3 separate regions of the Homo sapiens genome follow, and regions 1 and 2 are each linked to region 3. Evidence: chromatin loops called from intact Hi-C (ENCODE). Cell type or tissue: endothelial cell of umbilical vein. All regions are shown on one strand.

The links. Peaks named below come from ENCODE experiments on the same cell type or tissue, not always from the same donor. Only the 100,000 strongest peaks of a DNase experiment are listed, where the experiment ranks them.
Region 1: it touches region 3 in a loop (4-fold over the local background); 3 of 110 quality-filtered maps call a loop at or near these places.
Region 2: it touches region 3 in a loop (32-fold over the local background); 8 of 110 quality-filtered maps call a loop at or near these places.

The regions. Positions count from the first base shown.
Region 1 is chr15:51,646,928-51,654,927 of GRCh38, reverse strand. LOC105370816 (a long non-coding RNA gene) reads left to right here. Exons shown (of 5, transcript XR_932236.3): 2 at 1,360-1,520. Among named protein-coding and RNA genes, the nearest start is that of DMXL2, 28 kb to the right of the region's middle. RefSeq lists a cis regulatory region at 2,242-2,822. In endothelial cell of umbilical vein, a CTCF peak has its summit at 4,827 (motif pointing left); a DNase peak (open chromatin) is centred at 4,807; H3K27me3 peaks cover 656 bases.
Region 2 is chr15:51,778,074-51,786,073 of GRCh38, reverse strand. It overlaps TMOD2 (tropomodulin 2), which reads right to left. Exons shown (of 10, transcript NM_014548.4): 6 at 4,900-5,030; 7 at 3,246-3,353. Among named protein-coding and RNA genes, the nearest start is that of TMOD2, 30 kb to the right of the region's middle. In endothelial cell of umbilical vein, a CTCF peak has its summit at 3,539; no DNase peak of the experiment used is centred here; H3K27me3 peaks cover 300 bases.
Region 3 is chr15:52,074,920-52,082,919 of GRCh38, reverse strand. All of the region lies in intron 1 of LOC112268150 (a long non-coding RNA gene), which reads left to right. LOC124903494 (a long non-coding RNA gene) reads right to left here and starts at 2,163. Exons shown (of 2, transcript XR_007064637.1): 1 at 1,952-2,163. RefSeq lists an enhancer at 5,679-5,758. In endothelial cell of umbilical vein, a CTCF peak has its summit at 3,854 (motif pointing right); a DNase peak (open chromatin) is centred at 3,849.

The DNA.
Region 1 (8,000 bases), 430 kb after region 3:
ATCCCAGCTACTTGGGAGGCTGAGGCAGGGGAATCACTTAAACCCAGGAGGCTGAGGTTGCAGTGAGCCGAGAGAGTGCCAGGGCATTCCAGCCTGGGCGATAGAGTGAGGCTCTGTCTCAAAACAAAACAAAACAGAACAAAACAAAAACCCAAAACCAACCAACCAAACAAAAAAAATTCAAATGTCCAGGGATATATCTAACAAAATGTGCAAGATCCTTATGCTGAAACTGTAACATCGCTGAAATTTTAAGAGACTTTAATAAATGGAGAGAAAGGGAATGTTCATATATTGGAAGGCTCAACATTGTTAAGATTTCCATTCTCCCCACATTGACCTATGGATTTCACACAGCCCTAATCAAAATCCCCGCAAGGTCTTTTGAAGAAATTGACAAGCTGATTCTTAAATTTGCATACGAAAATGCAAAGGAATTGAAGAGCCAAAACCATTTTGAAAAAGAATAGAGTTGGATTTCTTATACCACTTGAGTCTGAAAGTTACTGTGAGTTACATATGTAAAGTTATGTAATCAACTAGATGAATATCAATGGAGCAGAATAAAGAATCTAGCAATAGGCTCAAGGTGCCAAGTCCATTCAATAGAGAAGGAAAGTCATTTTTGTTTGTTTGTTTGTTTTTTCAAGACGGAGTCTCACTCCGTCACCCAGGCTGGAGTGCAATGGTGCAATCTCAGCTCACTGCATCCTCCACCTCCTGGGTTCAAGTGATTCTCCTGCCTCGGCCTCCCCAGTAGCCGGGACTACAGGCGCTCGCTGCTACGTCCGGCTAATTTTTTGTATTTTAGTAGAGACAGGGTTTCACTGTGTTGCCCAGGCTGGTTGCAAACTCCTGAGTTCAGGCAGTCCACCCCCATTGGCCTCCCAAAGTGCTGGAATTACAGGTGTGAGCCACCGCACCTGGCCAGGAAAGTCATTTTAACAAATGGCACTGAAGATTTAATTTTTTGATACTGAATATAAACAAATTTTGATAGTCACTCATTCCATATACAAAAAATAGTTCAAGATGGATAATAGGCCACATAGCAAAGGCTGAAATCATAAAGCTTTTAGAATTTCACTATTCCTGTAGTAGCTGCTAGCCACATGTGGGCTGTGGAGCACTTGAAATGTGATTAATCCAAATTGAGATGGGCTGAATTTCAAAGACTCGGTGTGAAAGAAAAACTATGCAAAAATCTGATTAATCATTTTTTGCATTGATTACATATTGAAATGATAATATGTTGGAAACACTTGGTTTAATTAAAGTCAATTTCAGTCTTTTTTTTTTTGCTTTTTTTAAATAATGGGGCTACTACCACATTTTAAATTATGTATGTTGAATCTATAGGCAATGACACTCCAACAGCAATGAGCATGTCTAATGCAGAAATCTTGGTTTCTAACACCATCCTTCAATAAAAGGAATCAAGGATCCTTGGAGAAGCAGGTGATTGTAAGACGGGCAGAAGATATACAAGACGACCCTGCAGCATCTTGTAGTGCCTGAAAGTAAGAAAGTGTTCAAAACAAATCTACATTGATGGAGGCATGAAAGCCAACTGAAAGAGCTCCCAATGGTCAAAACTGGAAAGATTCGAGGGAGAAATGACTGCCATAAGATAACCAGCAGTGTTTGCCACACCGGGTAATAACGTGGATTATGTTTCAGATGGAACTTCTTTCACCTGCCCTCCCCTGGCCACTTGCTATCTGAGCATTTATTGAGCACCCATTTTGTGTTAGTGCTGAGAATATGATGTTGAACAAAATATGGTCCTTGACCTCAGGAGTCATGGTGCTCTCATTAGGTGGTCTGGTGGAGAGAGGTGTTGCTAACGTAAGGAGGCAGGAAAAATTCAAGAAGTGAGGGAGTTAGGGGTAAGTATGTCCAAGGCAGTGAAAAAGGGATTATTTAGGTATTAATGAGGCTTTAGGGCCTTCAAAATCAGGAACCGAATCACCTTTCCTCAGCATGTATATATATGTATATATATACATATATATATACACACATATATATATATTCCCCAGCATGTATATATGTGTGTGTGTATATATATATACGTGTATATATATATATATATATACGTATATATATATATGATAGTCCTGAGGTGGTAATGATACTGATGGGCTGGGGTAGGTCCACAAACACTAGTGGGACCTTGACCTCAACCGGTATCCAGGCTCTTGACACCATCACAAGAAGAAATTCAGGGATGAGTCAGAAAATAGTGAAAAGATGAAGATTTATTGCAAAGCGAAAAGTACACACTCAAGAAAGGGGAGTGCAGGTGTACTCAAGAGAGTTGCACACAAGGTTTTCGGGTACTATCTTTATGGGTTTCTGTAACCAAGGGGTGACATATTCATGAAGATTCCTGGAAAAAGGTGAAGATTTCTCAAAACTGTGGTGCCACCCACTTTTGCACTAAATAATGGGTGTTCCTGGAAGTGTCATGGTGCTGGTGGGCATGTGATTACGTTAATGAGCATATAATGAGGTTCTAGGAGAAACCTACGTCAAATCCAGTGACATGTTGGGTTCAGTCAGTCTTAGCCATCTTGGTCCACACCCTGTTTCTCAGGGTCTTATCAGCCCATAGCCTCTGCAGCTATTTCAACAGTTGCCTTTTGCTAGTCATATGAAATTGTTGCCTGGAATTTTCTAATCTCCTACGGCCACCTTATATTATTCCTCTCTCAGTAGTATAACTCTGACTATAAAATTAAGATCTAATCATCTACAGCACTCATAGACATTATCTTTAAACTAATTCCACAGGCAAAAGGCTAATTACAGGGTTTTTGTAGCCTTTTGTTGGTATATAGAACTCTATATGCTGTATGTTTTTATGGAGGCTGCCTGGAATTTGCTGTATTGTTTCTGAGGCTGTCCTTTACACTTCAAAAATTTCTTATGAGCATTTATGTCAAGATTAAGGAAGCCAAGGTAATAGAAATAGGCCAACACTTGGTGAATTATTGGAAAGTTTATATAGGCAGCTACATACATAAGATTAGCCATCCTTGGAAGATTGAACTCATTTCATTTACTCTCTCCCCAATAATAATGAAGATTCTACAATGGAAACAGGAGTAAATATGTAATGTATTTTTTATTGATATTAAAATACATGAGATAATATTATTTGTATTTCCAGACTTGAGGCCATCCTCTGTATCTCCACCCCTGACCACTCCCTTGACCACATACATATCCAGTTACCTAGAGCACTGGATGACCGGCAAGCATCTCAAGTCTCAAATGCAACTACTCAAGCTCCTTCCTCCCTCACTCATGCTGCATCTCAAGAAGATGTAAGCCAATTATCCAGAGGCACTGAGGGTCCTATGCGACTGCACCATCATATCCCACAACCTGCTATTCACTGTTATTCTGCTTGTCCAGTCCATCTCCCTCCTCTCAATCTCCCCTCTGCCCTAGTTCAGGCTGCCATCATTTATTCGTTTATTTGTTCAGTAAGTATTTCTTGAGTACATATCATGTGCCATTCATATTCTGTGCCTCAAATAGAATAAGCAGTGAACAAAACACTCAGTGAACGTCACTGAACAAAACTGACACAAAACCTGCCTTCACAGAGTTTGCATTCAGGTGGAAAGGGAAATAAAACAGATAAGCAAAATACACATTGCTAGAAAGTTATGGGTGTATAGGAGAAAAAATAAAGCAGAGAAGAAGGACATGACATTTAGAGGTGGGGTTGAAAGGTCTCAATAAGGAGGTGACTTTTGTGTAGACTTGAGAAGGAAATGAGGGGGCTAGCGTTGTGGATATCTGGGGCAAAGCCTCCAGAGGAAAGAGTATGGTAAAAGTCCCTGGAGTGAGATTATGCCTGGCCTGTTCTAGGCATGGCAAAGGGGCCAGTGGGAATGGAGTAAAGTGAGCAAGGAGGAAAGGAGTAGAGAGGGATGGAGTGAAGTCAGAGAGCTAATAAAGACAAGATGCCGTAGGTCATTTTCTCAGTGAATGGGAAGCAAAGCCATCAACTGAGAATTGAAGTGATGTTCCTGTAAACAATTTAGTACCTTTGCCTTTTTTGTTTGTTTGTTTTGTTTTTCTTGGTACCTTTGCATTTTGAGGCACATTTTTATACCTATTTGTTGGAGATTCACCTAGGGATAGAAATGTGGGGTTGTATAGGATGTAAATGGAATCAAATAGATTTTTTAGGATTAAATTTTTTCTGATTTTAAAAGTAGGAAATACAAAAGTGTTTAAAGAAGTAAATATCACCTGTGACCACCTCTCCCAGAAATAAGTATATTTTATAAGTATACTTTAATATATTTTATTTAAGTATATTAATTTTTCAATGTGATTAATGCCAAAAGGAGAGTATAAGCCAATTTTATGTATAGCTTGATTACAATTATAAAAATGTGCTTAGAGAAAAAAGGATCAGAAAGGAGCATAACAATATGCTAACGGGTTATGTTAGTAAAAATATATGTGACTTCCTTTCTCTATTTCTAAAAATGTCTGCAATCTTATAATATTCTTAATGAGAAAAATTAATTTTACAAGCTTTTTAAAAATAGCTTTTTTTTTTTTTGTTTTTAAACAAAGATATTTGTTTTGGCAGTCCTCAAAGGAAACTTCTAGAATTACTATACAACTGTATTGACCTAGCGTTTGCCAGAATAATTCTTTTTTTCATTCATTGTGACATGGTACACCACTTTATAGGACTGGATTTGCATAGAAAATACTATTGAAATAACAGAAGGTACCTATTACTGCCTGTATATTCTGCCAACGTTTAGGAAATACTGCCACCAGGTGGATGGTAGGAATTTAGCTTTTGTCCCTTGATTTCATGTATCCTTCCTGTTGCCTTAATTCTGTACAGAAAGTAAGAACAGACAAAACTGACTCTCTGTGTGTGTGTATGTGTGTGTGTGTGTTTAAACACTGGGGGCTTTGGTTGAACCAGGAGGGTAAGCTCAGACAGTTGCTTATGTATGTGTGAACCAAGGAGGAAAGATGAAATCCCAACTAAGAGGACAGCTGAAGTGGAAATCTTGGACAGACTGGATTTCACATCCAGCACACTGAGTAATGCATGCTGATTCTAATTTTAGGGTCTATCCTAAAGAAATAATTATGGATACTTTAAGATTTAACACTGATGCTGCAAAGACTTAACATTGGTGTTTATTGCAGTGTTTATTTTTACTAAGTAAAACAAGAATCTAAATATCTTGCGATTGAGGATTAATTGAATAAATAATGATACGTCTCTGCAATTAACCACTCTTTGACCATTAAAATGAGGTTTAAAAGTATGTAATGACAATGAATGATGTTTATGATATACTTTTGAGTGAAAAATGGAGATAACAAAGTAGTATATGCCACACACAGCTAAAAAACTATAAGGGTATACATAAAAATATTAGCAATAACAATAGTAATTAACATATATTCAGTGCTTACTATGTGCCAGAGAAATTAAAATACCTATCTTGGACCTGCCTTGTCCTCCCTTCTCTAATTTAGTCCTTCTAGTGCTTCTCACTGCTTTTATATCAGTTTCTATTGGGCTCTAGACCCTTTGGAAAATCTTGTAGAGCATATGGGCCCCAGAGAGACATTTAAAAACACATAATATGAAATACAAAGCATTAAACAGGAAATCAATTACATTGGAATACAGTTATTAAAATATCAAAAAATCAAATTTGTGATATAGTTTTATATATACACATACATCTTTTTTTATTATTATACTTTAAGTTCTAGGGTAGATGTGCACAACGTGCAGGTTTGTTTACATGTGCCATGTTGGTTTGCTGCACCCATCAACTCATCATTTACATTAGGTATTTCTCCTAATGCTGTCCCTCCCCCAGCCCCCCATCCCCCAACAGGCCCCAGTGTGTGATGTTCCCCACCCTGTGTCCAAGTGTTCTTATTGTTCAGTTCCCACCTATGAGTGAGAACATGCAACGTTTGGTTTTCTGTCTTTGTGATAGTTTGCTGGGAATGATGGTTTCCAGCTTCATCCATGTCCCTGCAAAGGACATGAACTCGTCCTTTTTTATAGCTGCATAGTATTCCATGGTGTATATGTGCCACATTTTTCTTAATCCAGCCTATCATTGATGGACATTTGGGTTAGTTCCAAGTTTTTGCTATTGTGAATAGTGCCGCAATAAACATACGTGTGCATGTGTCTTTATAGTAGCATGATTTATAATCCTATAGGTATATACCTATACCTATAGGTATAGGTATTGGTATAGGTATTGGTATAGGTATAGGTACAGGTATACCTATACCAATCCCAGTAATGGGATTGCTGGGTCAAATGGTATTTGTAGTTCTAGATCCTTCAGGAATTGCCACACTGTCTTCCACAATGGTTGAACTAATTTATACTCCCACAAACAGTGTAAAAGTGTTCCTATTTCTCCACATCCTCTCCAGCATCTGTTGTTTCCTGACTTTTTAATGATCGCCATTCTAACTGGCATGAGATGGTATCTCATTGTGGTTTTGATTTGCATTTCTCTGATGACCAGTGATGATGAGCATTTTTCCATGTGTCTGTTGGCTGCATAAATGTCTTCTTTTGAGAAGTGTCTGTTCATACCCTTTGCCCACTTTTTGATGGGGTTGTTTGTTTTCTTCTTGTAAATTTGTTTAAGTTCTTTGTAGATTCTGGATATTAGCTCTTTGTCAGATGGTAGATTGCAAAAATTTTCTCCCATTCTGTAGGTTGCCTGTTCACTCTGAATACACATACATACTTCTTTATTAATTCATTTAATAACAAGCTATAGTACAAGGTCTAATAATTTCTGAATAGATCTATTCATAAATGATATTTTAAGATAATTACAATAATCATTATCTATAAAAAAGTGTGCAGAGGCTCACGCCTGTAATCCCAACACTTTGGGAGGCCGAAGCAGGCAGTTCCCTTAAGGTCAGGAGTTTGAGACCAGCCTGTCCAACATGGTAAAACCCCGTCTCTACTAAAAATACAAAAAAATTAGGCGGGCGTAGTGGCGGGCGCCTGTAATCCCAGCTATTCTGGAGGCTGAGGCATAAGAATCGCTTGAACCCAGGAGGCAGAGGTTGCAGTGAGCTGAGATCACGCCACTGCACTCCAGCCTGGGCGATAGAGCAAGACTCCATCTCAAAAAAAAAAAAAAAGTGATATTCATTGGTGACAAAGTCACAGGTACTGCTAAATACAATTGTGTTTTGTTGTCTATATTTATGACTGAAATGTTAAATTGCAGCTGATGCTTAGAGAAAATAGATGTATTTTTTTCCCCATCCAGCCATGTTCCAGCCAGCTGTCACACTATGTCATTCCTTTTTCAAACCCCTTAAATGGCTTTCTGTGTCACTTAAGTCAAAATCCTTACCCCAAGCAGATCTGGTCTGAAGTTCCCTTTCTGATTTCACTTCCTGCCATTTCCTACTAGTCTCACCCTCTCTCCCTGCCATCCAGCCACACTGGCTTCCTTCCAGTTCGTTGATCACAAGCCAACCACAGGCCTGACTCAGGGCCTTTACTCTTGCCATTATCTATTCCAGGGCGTTTTCCCCTTAGATAATGGTAGGGCTTGCTCCCTTATATCAGGGGTCAACAATCATTTTGCATAAAGAGCCAGATGGTAAATATTTTAGGCTTTGTGGGCCATATGGTCTCAAATCTGCTGTGATAATGCAAGAGCAGCCATGGAGAATAAGTAAATAAATGAGTGCGGATGTGTCCCAATAAAACTTTATTTTTGGATGCTGAAATTTGAATTGCATATAATTTTCCCATGTCAAAAAGTATTATTCTCTAAAAAATTTTTTTGTTAACTATTTTAAAAATATAAAAACCATTCTTAGCTCTCGAGCCACACAAAAACAGGTGTGCAGTCAAATTTGGCCCACTGTTCATAGTTTGCTGAACCCTGCCTTACATCGTTCAGGTCTTTGTTCAAATGTCATCTGTT
Region 2 (8,000 bases), 300 kb after region 3:
CTATCCATATAAATGAATATATATATGTATATATACGTATATCTTCCTGTGGTCCCTCTATTTTTTATAGACTATACTATGACTATACCAAATAAATTAAAAATGTTTAAATTAAATGTTAAATTTAAAATGTTTTAGTGATAAATAATAGTTGTACATATTTTTGGGGGTGTATGTAATATTTTGATACCTTTATACAATGTGTTTGCAGTGATCAAATTGGAGTAATTGGAATAGCCATCACCTCAAAGGCTTATCTTTGTGTTGGGAACATTACAATTCTTCTCTTCTAGCTATTTTGAAATTTATAATAAATTATTGAATACAAGAACTTATTCCTTCTAACTAACTGTATTTTTGTACCTCTTAACCAACTTCTCTTTGTCCCTACTCCCTTCCCTTCCCAGGCTTTAGTAACCACCATTCTACTCTTTACCTCCATGAGAACCACTTTTTTTTTAGCTCCTACATGTAAGTGAGAACATGCTATATTTATTTTTTTTTGCTTGGCTTGTTTCACTTAACACAATGACCTCCAGTCCCATCCATGGTGCTGAAAATGACAGGATTTCATTCTTTTTTATGGCTGAATAATATTTCAGTGTGCATATATATACCACATTTTCTTCATCCATTCATCTTTTTTTTTTTTTTTTTTTTTTGAGACAGAGTCTCACTCTGTTGCCCAGGCTGGAGTGCAGTGGCGCCATCTCTGCTCACTGCAAGCTCCACCTCCTGGGTTCACGCCATTCTCCTGCCTCAGTCTCCCGAGTAGCTGGGACTACAGGCGCCCGCCACCGCGCCCGGCTAATTTTTTGTATTTTTAGTAGAGACGGGGTTTCACCTTGTTAGCCAGGATGGTCTCGATCTCCTGACCTCATGATCCACCCGCCTCGGCCTCCCAAAGTGCTGGGATTACAGGCGTGAGCCACCGCGCCCGGCCCAAATAAAGTATTCTTTAAAAAGCAAGTTACAAAAGGTCAAATTTGCCTGAAAAGTGTTACCCAAAAAATCCAGCTCCTAGTGTAGTGCTTTTCACATGACAAGCATTCAACACATAGTTGTTGCATTAAAAACAGCATCAAAGTGATTATTATATTTGGAATTTATTTAATCCACTTAGTAAGTTATTTATTTGGTCTAGAATAGGAGTTAGATTATTTACCAGTAGTGTTGAGAGTTGATTGTGAACTAACCCCAGCCCTGCAATTTTACTCGAAATAATATATGAAACAGAAGTGACAAATCATTTCTTTATCCCTTTATTCATTTACATACAAAGTATATTGTGAATATTTTTGCTTTACTGAAAAAAATCTACTAAAAGGCAGAAATAGTACAAAATCATACAGAGATAAGAATCCTTAAACTGCTCATTTCACCTTACCAATTATCTAGTTCTGCCATCTTTCTATTTTAATGATAGGTTTCAAATTCAAAACTGCTTTCAAGCTACGAATTTAGAAATGTAATAACTGCTGGTAAAAACATTGATTTTTGTAGCCTGGTTCCTCTTTTACATGAGTGCTTATTTCAAGTTTGCTGTGATCACCATAGAAATATTCTCTATTGCTAGAGGTTGGAGGTTATGATCATTCATTTATTTAACAAGTACTTGTCAAACATCTATTCTGTGCCAGGACCATGATAGGTAGTCATTACTTTCATGTCATCTGTTTTAAATGCTATTTTAGATCTTCCAAAAGACATGTTACTTTAAATCAAACCATCAAGTCCAGACAACTTGCGTTTTTCTAACTCGATTCAAGGGCTGAGCATTAAATGCCATAGAACAACAGGCTGATGCCCAGGCTTTTGATAAGTGACATATTTTAGCAAATGTATGACAGCCAGGCATTGTGTGTAAATCTAGCATAGCTTGATGGTTAAGCTTCCTGGCTGTAGAACCAGAAAGACTTGGTAGTGAATTCTGGCTTTGCCATTTACTGGTTGTATTACCTTGGATAGCTTACTTAACCTCTCTGAAGCTGTTTTCTCATTTGTTAAAGTTGGAACTAATAATAGTATATACCTCATAGTATTACAGTGACAAATGGATGAGATGCTGCATGGAAAGCACGAAGATCAGTGCTGGCATTTACTAATTCCTCAATAAAGTAGCTATAAATAGGAGGAGTTACTAATTGGCTATTGATAGGAAGAATAAAAATCATGATAGTGATGGTATAAGTATTTACCTGGGACAAGGGGCTTCCTTATTTGGCTAAATTATCTAAAATGCATAGGAAGAATAGAACTTTTAGTTGGCTATTTTTCTTTTATCTATCTATCTATCTATCTATCTATCTATCTATCTATCTATCTATCATCTCGTTCTATTGCCCAGACTGGAGTGCAGAGGTGCAATCATAGCTCACTGCAGCCTAGAACTCCTGGGCTCATGCAATTGTCTCACCTCAGCCTCCTAAGTCGCTGGGACCAGAGGTGTACGTTACCACACCTGGCTGGCTATTTTTTTCACATTCTGGTGTCAAACACAGAATGTTTCCTGATTTTGTTGTCTAAGATATTTTAGACACATATTAATCCATTTCAAAGATTAAAATATACTTTAATTTTTCTTTTTTTTTTTTGAGACAGAGTCTCCCTGTCGCCCAGGCTACAGTGCAGTGGCATGATCTCGGCTCACTGCAACCTCCGCCTCCCGGGTTCAAGTGATTCTTCTGCCTCAGTCTCCTAAGTAGCTGGGACTACAGGCGCGTGCCACCATGCCCAGCTAGTTCTTGTATTTTTAGTAGAGATGGGGTTTCACCATATTGGCCAGGCTGGTCTCGAACTCCCGACCTCATGATCCACCCACCTCAGCCTCTCAAAGTGCTGGGATTACAGGCATGAGCTACCGCGCCCAGCTACTTCAATATTTCTATAGATGCCTAATTCCTGAAGGGCTTTAGGGTCATGATATCCAATGACTGTAGATGTGAAAGTTTTAGAAAATGTATCCTAAGCACAGAGCAAACTCTAAATATTCAGTTAGTTAAATGCCAAACTTATCTTGTTTCTTTCTCTGAAAACTGTAATGCTGACAAAATTCCAGATAACTTAAAGCATCTGACAGTTCAGTTCTGAAGTTTAACTATTGCATTGTAACTATAATTTTGCTCACTAACTGTGTAGAAGGTAAGTTTTCCAGATCTAAAAAATTGTTAGCTAATGAAACAAAGTAAATAGAGTTTCCAGTGAATTAAATAACTTCATGTTATATTTCTAAGAATTTTACTCACAATGGCCACAGGGTCATTGCTGCGAGTTGCGGCCAGGCTGAACTTCTTCACGTGAGTGTTGGTCTCCAGAGCCTTTGCAAATTCCCTCAGGGTTGGAATTGGAATGTTCTAAGACAGAGAGGACATGGCTAGTTGATGAACCATTGTATGGCACACTCTTGCCAAGGTAAGAACCCACAACCTTTAAATACCAGGTATGTGTAGATAAATACACGATATCCCTTCTAAATGAGGGTCATTACCTAGCCTTCAGCAACCAAGCTATCCTGAGCTAACAGCACCACTTAGTGTCCAATAGGGGAATCTAAACTACCACTATGGTACCTCTGAGTGTCGTCTTTCTGTTTTCCCTAACCAAGAAAGTATGCAGATACTATACTTCCCTCTTTTTATTTTTCACTCTGTATTCTAGCCAGACTGACGTATTTGCCACTGTTTTAATATACCAAAGTCGTTCTCTTTTTCAGACCTTTATATATGCTTTCCCCTTAGCCTGGAAATTCCTTTTGTCCTTTTCTCTTTCAAGACTCAGATGTAATATCATCTCCTTTGTTTACTGGATCTCCTAGGTAGCATTAAAATTTTTCTTTCTTGCAATTCAATGATATTTGGTGGCTCACCACATCATGTTATAATTATCTGTTTAGTGTTTTTCTCCTAATATAATTGTTTTCAGAGTAAAGACTGAATAAATCTTATTTATCTTTGTAGTCCTTTTTCTAGATCATTTAGCACAGTAATGACCACTGGGGAAGGAGACAATGTGGGGTGCAGTTAGAAGTGGAGAAGAGTCCTGGCTGCACTACAGACTAACTCTATGACGTTAACAACTCTTTAAGTCCAACTAATAATTAAATGAGATAATAAATTCCAAGTATTTAGTAAAGGACATGGCACATAGTAAGTACTCAATAAAAGTTGGTTATTATTAAATGCTAAGAATTGGCCCCAAAAGAATAAACAAAAGAGACTTCAGGTAATGTTTACACACACACACACACACACTCTCTCTCTCTCTCTCTCTCCTACTCTTTCCCTTTGAGAGTGGCATGACTTATTATCAAATTGAATAAAGTGGAAGTGACAACATGTGACTTCAGAAACCAGGTCATAACAGGTATTGTGGCTTCCTGCTTTCTCATCTCTCTGTCTTGGATCACTCGCTCTGGGGAGCCACATGGTGAGAAATGGAGGCCTCCTGCCAACAGCCGCATGAATCTGCCATCTTGGAACTGGATCCTCCTGCCCCAGGCAAGCCTGGTACTGCAGCCCTGGATGACAACTTCACTACCATCTCATTTGAGACCCTGAGCCACACTATCCAGCTAGCCACTACCAGATTCCTGACACTGAAAAATTGTGTGTGAAATAATAAATGTCTGTTGTTTGAAGCCTCTAAGTTTTGGAGTAATTTGTTACTCAGCAATAGATATAACTAATGTACTATGCTTAACTCAGGTATGGTGATTCTTTTCAAATAATTATAGAAATCACTGTTTTCCAAAACCCACTTCTTTTGAATAGGATACCTTGACTCCAACTCAGTGACTACAAAGAACTGCAAACAGGTGTGAAAACAAGCAATAGGTCATCTCTGGTAAGTTTTCTGACCTCATGATAAATTAACTGACTGATGATAATCACAATGAAATACCTTAATGTTGTTGAGGTTGACTTCTTGCAAGCTAGGATCATTGGCTTTCATCTGCTGCAGGCTTATTTCCACATTTGTGGGATTTGGTGGTTCCTCAAATACTGGCTTTACTTTTTCACCTTTGACAACATCTAAAACACAAGTTTTCATTTTAAAAAATGCAAAGTCTCTCCTATCAAAATCAGTGGTGACTTCCCAAAAAATGACATTTCTTTCATATGCTGATTCCAATAACACTTTAATAGCAATGACAGTAGGTGTATTCTCAGCTAAGCAAGCATGGGAGTGGTATAGCTATGAGTCACAGCTTGGAAGGCTGGTGTTTCTCAACTGCAATGAGAATTCCCTGGGGCTAACACTGCATGGACCCAAAGTTCAGGAGACCCTGCAGCAAACTCCAACTTTCAAAATATCCATGGGCCGTTATTGCTGCTCCATATGGACATCTGTCAGACTATACTAACTAGACTACAGGATCTGAGATACAAATCAGACACCACAATAAGTCTTCATTTCCCAAACTTTAATACCCCTCTGGCCTCTTGATTATACCCTACCCTCCTCTGAGTTCTATTCTGGAGCTTTAGTTTTAAGGAAGGTATGGGGAGAGAAAGGGATAAAAAAGAAGAATGGAAGAATTCTCAAAAATAGTTAACAGAGATACAAAGGATTAATATCCCAATATACACAGAGCTCCTACAAATCAATAAGGTGACCCAATTAAAAATGAACCAATAATACGCTCAGAAGAATCTGTCACTCAACCAAAAAATATAAAAAGTAACTAAGCTCCAAAATAAAGAAATGAGATACCATTTCATTAGCAAACAAGTGTGAAACGAGGTAACATTTGGAGTTGGCAACAATGTGGAGAAAAAAGCATCTTCGTACTCCTCTATAAGTGGGAATGTGATCTGATGCAAATGTTTTGGGAGAGTAATTTGGCATTATCTATTGCAATTTAAGATGTGCATGTTCTATGACCCAGCAATTCTATATCTAGAAGTCTTACCTACAAAAATAGCACAGATACATAAAGATATATATTCAAGGGTGTTCCCTGTTCCCTGAAATATTACTTGTGACAGCAAAACATGATAAACAAAATGTCCACCAATATGAAAATGGGTAAATAAAGTATAGCATCATCACGTAACAACTTATTGTCTATTCGTTAAAAGAATCTATTCAGGAGCCAGGCATGGTGGCTCACACCTATAATCCCAGCACTTTGGGGGACTGAAGCAAGAGAGTTTCTTGAGGCAGGGAGTTTGAGACCAGGCTGGGCAACACAGTGAGACCCAGCCTCTACAATAAATTTTAAAAATTAGCCAGGTGTAATGGTTCATGCCTGTAGTCCTAGCTGCTCAGGGGACTGAGGTGGGAGAATCCCTTGATCCCAGGAGTTTGAGGCTGCAGTGAGCCTTGGTAGTGACACTGGATTTCAGCCTGGGCAACAGAATGAGACCCTGTCTCAAAAAAAAAAAAGTATCTTCATTATCTATCCATTAAAAAAGTTATCTACTCATTTTGGGAGGCCGAGGTGGGCAGATCACAAGGTCAGGAGATCGAGACCATCCTGGCTAACAGGATGAAATCCCGTCTCTACTAAAAACACACAAAAAAATTAGCCGGGCGTGGTGGTGGGTGCCTGTAGTCCCAGCTGCTGGGGAGGCTGAGGCAGAAGAATGGCATGAACCCGGGAGGCAGAGCTTGCAGTGAGCTGAGATCGTGCCACTGCACTCCAGCCTGGGCAACAGAGCGAGACTCTGTCTCAAAAAAAAAAAAAGTTATCTACTCATTAAAAGAATGAAGGAAACCTGTAAGTACTGATAAGAGGCCACAATTAGAAGACAAGTTAATATTTGTATGTGTACGTATAAACGTCCAGAAGGTTATGCACCAGATTGTTAATAGGAAACATTGTCAGAACGTTACCCTTTGATGCTGAAGCTAAAAAGGATGAGCATTTTTTATCCATATGCATAACAAGAAAGGCCAGACTAAGCAACATAGCAAGATCCTGTCTCTACAAAATAAAAATAAAAATAATTAACTGAGTGTGGTGGCATGCACCTGTAGTCCCAGCTACTCAGAAGGCTGAGTGGAAGGATTGCTTGAGTCCAGGAGCTGGAGGCTGCAATAAGTTATGATTGCACCATTGCACTCCAGCCTGGGCAACAGAGCAAGCCTCTATCTCAAAAAAATAAAAGGAATATTGCTCATTGTGTGTCTAAATTACCACTATAAATAATATTTCATATATATGCTACTGAGATTAGAAAGCATCTCCCAAGTCTCTATTAAAGTGAATAAAATAAAATTAACCTAAGAAAAGCTGTAATCCTAAAAATTAGTTGGGTGTGGTGGCACATGCCTGTAGTCCCAGCTACTCAAGAGGCTGAGGCAGGAGAATCGCTTGAACCCAGGAGGTGGAGGTTGCAGTGAGCCGAGATTGTGCCACTGCACTCCAGCCTGGGTGACAGAGCAAGACTCTGTCTCAAGAAAAAAAAAAAAAAAAAAAAAAAAAAGCTGTAATTTTCTATGAGTTTTCAAAGCACATGGATCACACTGTACTGACATGATCTGGTTATTGGTCCTTCCTTACCCTGGACAGATAAATTCCCTTGGGCAGGGACCATTTTCTTTCTTTCTTTTTTTTTTTTTAATTTTTAATTTTTTATTATTATTATACTTTAAGTTTTAGGGTACATGTGCACATTGTGCAAGTTAGTTACATATGTATACATGTGTCATGCTGGTGTGCTGCACCCATTAACTCGTCATTTAGCATTAGGTATATCGCCTAATGCTATCCCTCCCCCCTCCCCCCACCCCACAACAGTCCCCAGAGTGTGATGTTCCCCTTCCTGTGTCCATGTGTTCTCATTGTTCAATTCCCATCTATGAGTGAGAAGATGCGGTGTTGGTTTTTTGTCCTTGAGATAGTTTACTGAGAATGATGATTTCCAGTTTCATCCATGTCCCTACAAAGGACATTAACTCATCATTTTTTATGGCTGCATAGTATTCCATGGTGTATATGTGCCACATTTTCTTAATCCAGTCTATCATTGTTGGACATTTGGCTTGGTTCCAAG
Region 3 (8,000 bases):
GAGAAGTTGGGTATTCTGTGGTTTGACAACTCTCACAAGTGCAGTCTTTACCACAGCTATTTATATTTTTAAAGCTGCTTTCCAGTAACTGAGCAAACCCTCAAGGTTGGCAATTGTCCTGGGAGGCCTGCAACTACCAAGACCCTTCTGCCGAGGCTCACAGCTGGCTCCACCAGGAGGTGGGAGGTGTGGTGAGCTGGATTTTTAAAAGGGGCCAAAAGATAGTAAAAAGCAATGTAGTGAGGGAGGGAGGGAGTACCCCATAGGCTGAATACAGCCTGGTTACCTGACACAGTCTGGGCCACAGCCTGGGACATGCCAGGCATCTGTGCTGCCTGATGAGGGGCACTCAGACACAGCCCTGCTCTCCCAACACAACCTGCTGCTGGGAGCTGCAGAGATGAGAAGCAGCTCTCAAACAAATTCTAAGTAACTCTGGCTCTCTTTTTGTGTGGGATAGGTAATGCACCCTAGGCTGTTGCTTGCAGTGAGGTAGAGCGCTAAGCAGTCCCCAGGAGCCCTGGATATGCAGCGGCAGAAAGGCTGCCTTTGCCTCTAGACTCACAGTGTTGGTCTTCTGGGAACCCAGCATGCTTGGCTTGCTGCTTTTCTGCTCCTAAAGGAGAGAACAATGGAGAACAGAGGCACCTGGGCATCTCAAGATGGCCGGTATGTTTCCTCCTTTGAGCAGAATTTAAATTCTCTCTCAACCTGAACTCTTCATCTGTTGAAGCCAGAGATTCCAATTACTTATTCATTTATACTTATGTAGAATTGGGTCCCTGTAATTTTTTTTTTTTTTTTTTTTTTACAACTCAGTCTTTTTTTTTTGAGATGGAGTTTTGCTCTTGTTGCCCAGGCTGGAGTGCAATGGCTCAATCTCGGCTCACCGCATCCTCCGCTTCCCAGGTTCAAGCGATTCTCCTGCCTCAGCTTCCAGAGTAGCTGGGATTACAGGCATGTACCACCATGCCTGGCTAATTTTGTATTTTTATTAGAGATGGGGTTTCTTCATGTTGTTCAGGCTGGTCTCGAACTCCAGCCTCAGGTGATCCACCCGCCTCGGCTTCCCAAAGTGCTGGGATTACAGGCATGAGCCACCGCGCGCAGCCAACTCAGTCTTCTTTATATCCAAGTTTCTCAAATTCCCAGCTTATATAACAGCATATCTTTAAAATATATTTAAAATACAGGCCGGGGGCAGTGGCTCATGCCTGTAATTCCAGCACCTGGGGTGGCCAAGGTGGGCGGATCACTTGAGGTCAGGAGTTCGAGACCAGCCTGGGCAAAATGGCAAAATCCCATCTCTACTAAAAATACAAAAAGTAGCCGGGCATGGTGGTGGATGCCTGTAATCCCAGCTACTCTGGAGGCTGAGGCAGGAGAATTGCTTGAACCTGGCAGGCAGAGGTTGCAGTGAGCCAGATTGTACCACTGCACTCCAGCCTGGGTGACAGAGCAAGACTCTGTCTAAATTTAAATATATATATGTATATATATTTAAATATTTATAATAGGCTGTATAAATGACTCAATACTTCATGTCGCCATCTAAAATTACCATTATGATTCTACACCTCTGCTGGAGGGAATGGAAATTGGTATAGTCACTTTTTCTTTTAATATTTTTAGACTTTTTTTATGAACAATTTCAAAAATGCAAATTTAGAGAAAATAACATAGTGACTCCCTCACATACCCATCACCCAGCTTAAATCATCATCAACTAACAGCCAATCTTGTTACATGTCTACCCACACTCACTCCCCATCTCTTCCTATGAGCAAAGCTCAGCCTCTCCAGGCAAGTGCCTGAGTCCTCTGATATGAGCACAGTGGTCTTCAATATGTTCCTCGCTTTCTGGTATGACAGGATGTTCCAGGTTCATCCCGTACCTTTGCTGCCCCAGACTAGAATGAGCTGTTTCCTTTCCGTGGAGAATAGTACTTACAGAACATAATCTGGGTTCCTGGGGTGCTATTCTTCCTAGGATGGTCACTGTTGCTAGGTTACGATGCCCACTTTGGAGTTCTTCTCAGGGTCTGTTAGACACTTAGACTCGCATGACTACAGCATGACATGCTTGGCACTAACTATTTATTTTGAGATGGAGTTTTGTTCTTGTTGCCCAGGCTGGAGTGCAATGGTGAATCTCGGCTCACTGCAAACTTCACCTCCCGTATTTGAGAGATTCTCTTGCCTCAGCCTCCCGAACATCTGGGATTACAGGAGTCCGCCACCACACCCGGCTGATTTTTTGTATTTTTAGTAGAGACAGGGTTTCATCATGTTGGCCAGGCTGATCTCGAACTCCTGATCTCAGGTGATCTACCCGCCTCAGCCTCCCAAAATGCTGGGATTATAGGCGTGAGCCACCGTGCCTGGTCTAACTTAATTTAGAATAAGGATGCAAAGGCATGAAACAGCACTCCAACTGCATGATGGCAGGTGTCTCTCTAGCTCCTTTTCCTCAAGTAGGGTTGCCAGATAAAATACAGGATACCCAGGTAAACTGAAATGTCACATACATAGCAAATTAAAGCCTTATTCCAATGAGAAACTGATATTTCTAGTAAGAGTCTCATGGGAATAGCTTCCTTGTCTCCTCAAGGGGCGTGCCGAGCTCCAAGAGTCAAGATTCAGAACTCCAGAGCCACAGCTTCCCACCAGGTACTTATGATTCATTCACGGCCCTCGCTGTCCAGATGAAGTGGATCATTTTTACCACAAGCATTGTTGCTTGGTAACACAGCCAACGTTCCACCTTTATCAGGTTTCCAGGAGAACAGAGCTAGAAAGAAAATGCCAAGAGAATGAGAAATGAAGTTTTAAGATTAATTATTAGAGGGACTATTTTTTTAATGAGAAATGAGGATTTTTTTTTTTTGCCCTCTACATATATAGGCCTTTTTACTGGTCAGAGCTAGGAATGTAGAGAGATAGTTGGTAGGTAGGTAGATAAATGATGGATATTGAGATTAATAATATGCAAAATTATAATCAGCCTAGATGACTTACAAGAGGTGAATGGTAAAATAAATCATGATATAACAAAAGGGTGGAATATTATATGCTCTTGTTGATTACATAGGTTTACAAATAATTTTTAAAGATGAAAAACAGCAGATTTATATAATCTTAAGTCATCTTCTCACAAATGCTTATTTAGTACCTACTGTGTGCTTCGAGCTATTCTAGGCATTTGGGGTGCATCATTGAACAAAACTGACAAGGATTCTGCCTTCTTGGTGCTTATATTGAGGGGCGATTGAGAGATGCACAGTAAACATGATACATAAGGAAACTGTATAGAGGGGAAAGGTGGTAAGTGTTGAAGAAAACAAAAGTAGAACAGGATAGGGAAGCTGGGGTGCCAAGGTGTTGGGGGAGGGCAGGCTTCAAGGCTTCAGGCTGAGTAAGGCGGGGGGTGTTCAAGGCCAGAGGGCTCAGCCACGGTCTGGAGGAGGCATGGCCTCAGCCGCCAAATTTATATTTTAACTTCTATGTTATGTATACCCATACGTAGATTTTTTACATATTTCATATATTTTCATAGAAAAGGGACTAGATAAAACACCAAAATGTCAACAGTGGCTGTCTGTGGAAGGTAGGGTTGTGGTAATTTTTTTTAATGGGATCTTTTTTATAATTTGCCTCACTTGCTAAATTTTATGACATGAATAGGCACAGTTTTATTATCAGTAATAAAGCACATGCATTATTACGTGTTTTTAAAAGCAGAGCGAATCTACTCTCTAATCTTAGGAAGAGTTTTCTGTCAGGGGCAACGTGTGGTTTGCAGGCAAGGAGCGGCACTTGACCTCTCTGAGGAGAAGGCGTTCTTCCACAAGGGGGCGCCTGGCTTTAGGGCAAGGAGGAGACTGAGCTCTGATTTTGGGAGTGGGGTTTTAGGGGAGGAGTGTGCCATGGGTACATCTTGGGTGTAGCTCCACCAGTGCGCCTAAGAACCACACTCAAAGTGGTTTGAAAGCTTTTGGCCCTCTAATGCCTGCCTCTTTGGTCACTGATAACATACAAGTCGATGTTCCCTGAACTCAGCCGGTAGAGTATAGGAGGTTTGCACTCCGTAAATGCAAGGAGGAAGAGTGTTCTCCTCGTCCTTGCAGGGAGTTCACATCCAACCAGAGAGACCAGACTCAGGGTTACCCATGTACGGTGCAAAGACCTGTGGGGCAAGGGAAGACCCCAGGGAGACCAATACATGCAGAAGCAAATGTGAGTCGGTGAGAGGTCCTCAGATGCTTGGAAGATGAGTGCATGCAGAGGGAAGGGACCTGGGGCAGGAGAGCAGATAGAGGTGGAGAGATGCCAAGGCCGGTTGTGTGGGGAGACATAGATAGTGCTGGGAAAAGCAATCAACCTGATGACACTGGGGATTTTGCAACCTAATGACCCCAAGGACTAAATTGCCAGGAATTGCACTCCTGGCCCAGGTCTCTTAGCAAACCTGACCTATGTGAACCCAAAGAGGAGTCCGTGGCTCACAGCCAGTTTGGCTTGCAAGTTTTCTGGTCTGAGGGAAGCTGGATGCATCCCCCACCTCCACTAACAAGGCTTGCTTCACTGCGTGCCTGGGAAAACCGGGGGACAGGCCCTGGCCAGAGGACTGCGAAACAAAGCTGGATAAGACATACCCCCAAGGGAAAATGTACCTTGTACCAACACAAGGTGCTATGGGGAGAGAGAAGAGAACCACCCAACCCAATCTGAGAGGTCAGGGAGGGCTTCCTGGAGGACATGGCACTTGAGCTAATCAGGAAGGACATTTGAGAGTTTTCAGAGAGGAAAGGGTTCCATGCAGAGGGGACACTACGGTAGCAAGAGAGAATGGGCCATCTATCCATGCAAGTAGCTCAGTATGTCTGGAGCCTGGGGTGAGTGTGTGGAAGTGATAAGAGATGATGCCGGGTCAGGCGCGGTGGCTCACACCTGTAATCTCAGCACTTTGGGAGGCCGAGGTGGGTGGATCACAAGGTCAGGAGATGGAGACCATCCTGGCTAACATGGTGAAACCCTGTCTCTACTAAAAATGGAAAAAATTAGCCGGGCGTGATGGCAGGTGCCTATAGTCCCAGCTACTCAGGAGTCTGAGGCAGGAGAATGGCGTGAACCCGGGAGGCGGAGCTGGCAGTGAGCTGAGACGGCGCCACTGCACTCCAGCCTGGGTGACAGAGCAAGACTCTGTCTCAAAAAAAAAAAGAAAAAAAAAAGATGATGCCAGAACGAAGGATACTCTATCTGAAAGGCACTGGGGAGTCTTAAAGGATGTTAAATAGTGGAGTTACCTGATCATGGACACGGAAGTTTGCTAAAGTCACCAATGATCTTTCTGTTGCCAAGTCCATTGTGTATCTTTTAGTCAGCTTCATATGTGAATTCTCTCAGCAGCATTTGATCCTGCTGGCCTCCCCCTCCAGGCTGAAGCACTTTTGTCTCTTGACTTCTGAGTCCTGTTCTCCTGATTTTCTGTCTACTTCTTTCATCACTTCTTCTTGGCTTCCCTTGCTGACTGTGCCTCCTGTCTCTGGCCTCTGACTGTTAGTGTCCTACAGGGGTCAGTCCTGGTTCCTTCTCACCATTCACTCTTGTTCTCAACCACCTCATTTCTTCCCATAGCTTCACATGCATCTATTACATGTGATCGTATCAGGGGAAGGGGAATACAGAATCAAGCTTGAAGGCCCTGTCTCCTGGGTGTCATGGCTGAGTGAGACATGTTCAGACTGAATCGTGAGCAGTTGTGGGATGAGTCAGGATGAGTTGTTCAGGGATAAGCAGAAACATGTATTAGAGGCTGACAAGTTGCTGATTAGTATAGTTGGTGCCCTGGATCTGAAAGAAAGCAGCATCCAGGACTCGCTGTTCCCAAGGGTAGAGGGGAGGGGTGGACACTGTAATATACATTAAAAAGCCAAGTCCAAGGTCTGAGAAGAACACGAAAGCAGGGAGGGGCAGGGAAGATGGGCAGGCGTGGCAGGGCAAGCGGACTCCAAAGTCCAGAGAGACACCAGAGTCAGGGACCCAGGACCACTGGATCCAGGGGATAGATTGAGGAGTGACTGCTAGTGGGGACAGGGTTTCTTTTAGGGGATATGAAAGTTTTCTGAGATCAGAGTGTGGTGATGGTTGCACAATCTTGTTAATATAGTAAAAAGCATGTCACTGTATACTTTAAGGGCAAATTGTATGGTATATGCATTATATCAAAATTAAGCTGCTAAATACATTTGAGGTGGGCCAGGCACAGTGGCTCATGCCTGTAATCCTAGCACTTTGGGAGGCCAAGGTGGGTGGATCACTTGAGGCCAGGAGTTTGAGACTAGGCTGGCCAACATGGTGAAACCGCATCTCTACCACGAATACAAAAATTAACCAGGTATGGTGGCACATGCCTGTAATCCCAGCTACTTGGAAGGCTGAGGCAGAAGAATCACTTGAACCCGGGAGGCAGAGGTTGCCATGAGCTGAGATCGTGGCACTGTACTCCAGCCTGGGTGACAGAGCCAGCCTCTGTCTCAAAAATAAATAATCTGAAGTGGATTACAGATATAAATCTACAACATTAAATATAGAAGACTAGTTCAATAATTTTGGTATGGGGAAGGCCATCCCAAGTATGGCTATATAAAAGACAATATTAACAGATTGAGCTACATTGAAACAAACAAAAAAAACTTTGTGAAAGACACAAGAAAAAATATTTATCATGGACTTTTGCAACCTGTGTGACATATTTAGAGAGGGTTCTTTAGAATCATTATGAGGCCGGGTGCGGTGGTTCAGCCTGTAATCCCAGCACTTTGGGAGGCCGAGGTGGGCAGATCACGAGGTCAGGAGTTCGAGACCAGCCTGGCCAACTAACATGGTGAAACCGTGTCTCTACTAAAACTACAAAAATTAGCCAGGCGTGGTGGTGTGTGCCTGCAGTCCCAGCTACTCGGGAGGCTGAGGCAGGAGAATCGCTTGCAGTGAGTCAAGATCGCGCCACTGCACTCCAGCCTGGGCGATAGAGTGAGACTCCATCTGGGGGGAAAATACATATATAAATATATATATATAATATAAATATATGTATATATAAAAATATATATATAATATAAATATATGTATATATAAAAAATATATATATATATTTAAAATATGAACTCCCTGATAATATGCAGCACTGGCCAGAGTGGGGAAAAGTGGGTACTTGGGTGGAGAAACAGACTGTGGATATAAATTGGTCCAGCCATTTAGAGGACAATTTGGTATCCAGGAGTGAAATGCACAACATTTCCGACGGGTGTGACACAGCCTGGGTCAGAAGCACCAGCTGACAATAACCCATCTGCTGCACTGGGGCAGACAGGCTAAAAGCCTGTGGGAGATCCACTGAAATGTTCAGCATAAACCAACTCTGTTCCAGAGTTTCTGCTTCTAAAAGCATATCCTCAGAAATGGCTCAAAGACACACAAAGAATGTTTATTACAGTGTTGCTTGTGATAGTAAACAATGTCCGCTCATAGGAAATTGGTTCTACAAATGATGATGCATCCTCATAATTACATACTCTACAGGCATTAGAAACAACAAAGTCAATTACTACCAACATAGAAAGATGCTTGAAATGTATTGTGAGAAAAGAAAGTTGCAGAACAGTAAGCAGAATAACCCAATTATAAGTACATATATGTTTGTATATACATTTGAAAAATTCTGGATAAATGTATAATAAACTATTAACGTTGGTTACCTGTGGAGATAGGGATATTTGGAGGGGAGAGAATATAGAGGGAGGGAAAAGAGGAAATTATTTTATGCATCTTTGAATGATTTTTACCTTTTGTATATGAAAAAATAAAGCAATTAGCTTGGAAGGAGTGGAGGGGAAGAGGAAAGACCCAAAATATTAATAGTAATTAACAGTGATCATACCCAGGTAATGGGATTCTGGGGAATTTTTCCCACTTCCTTACCTGCATTTTCTAGTTTCTCA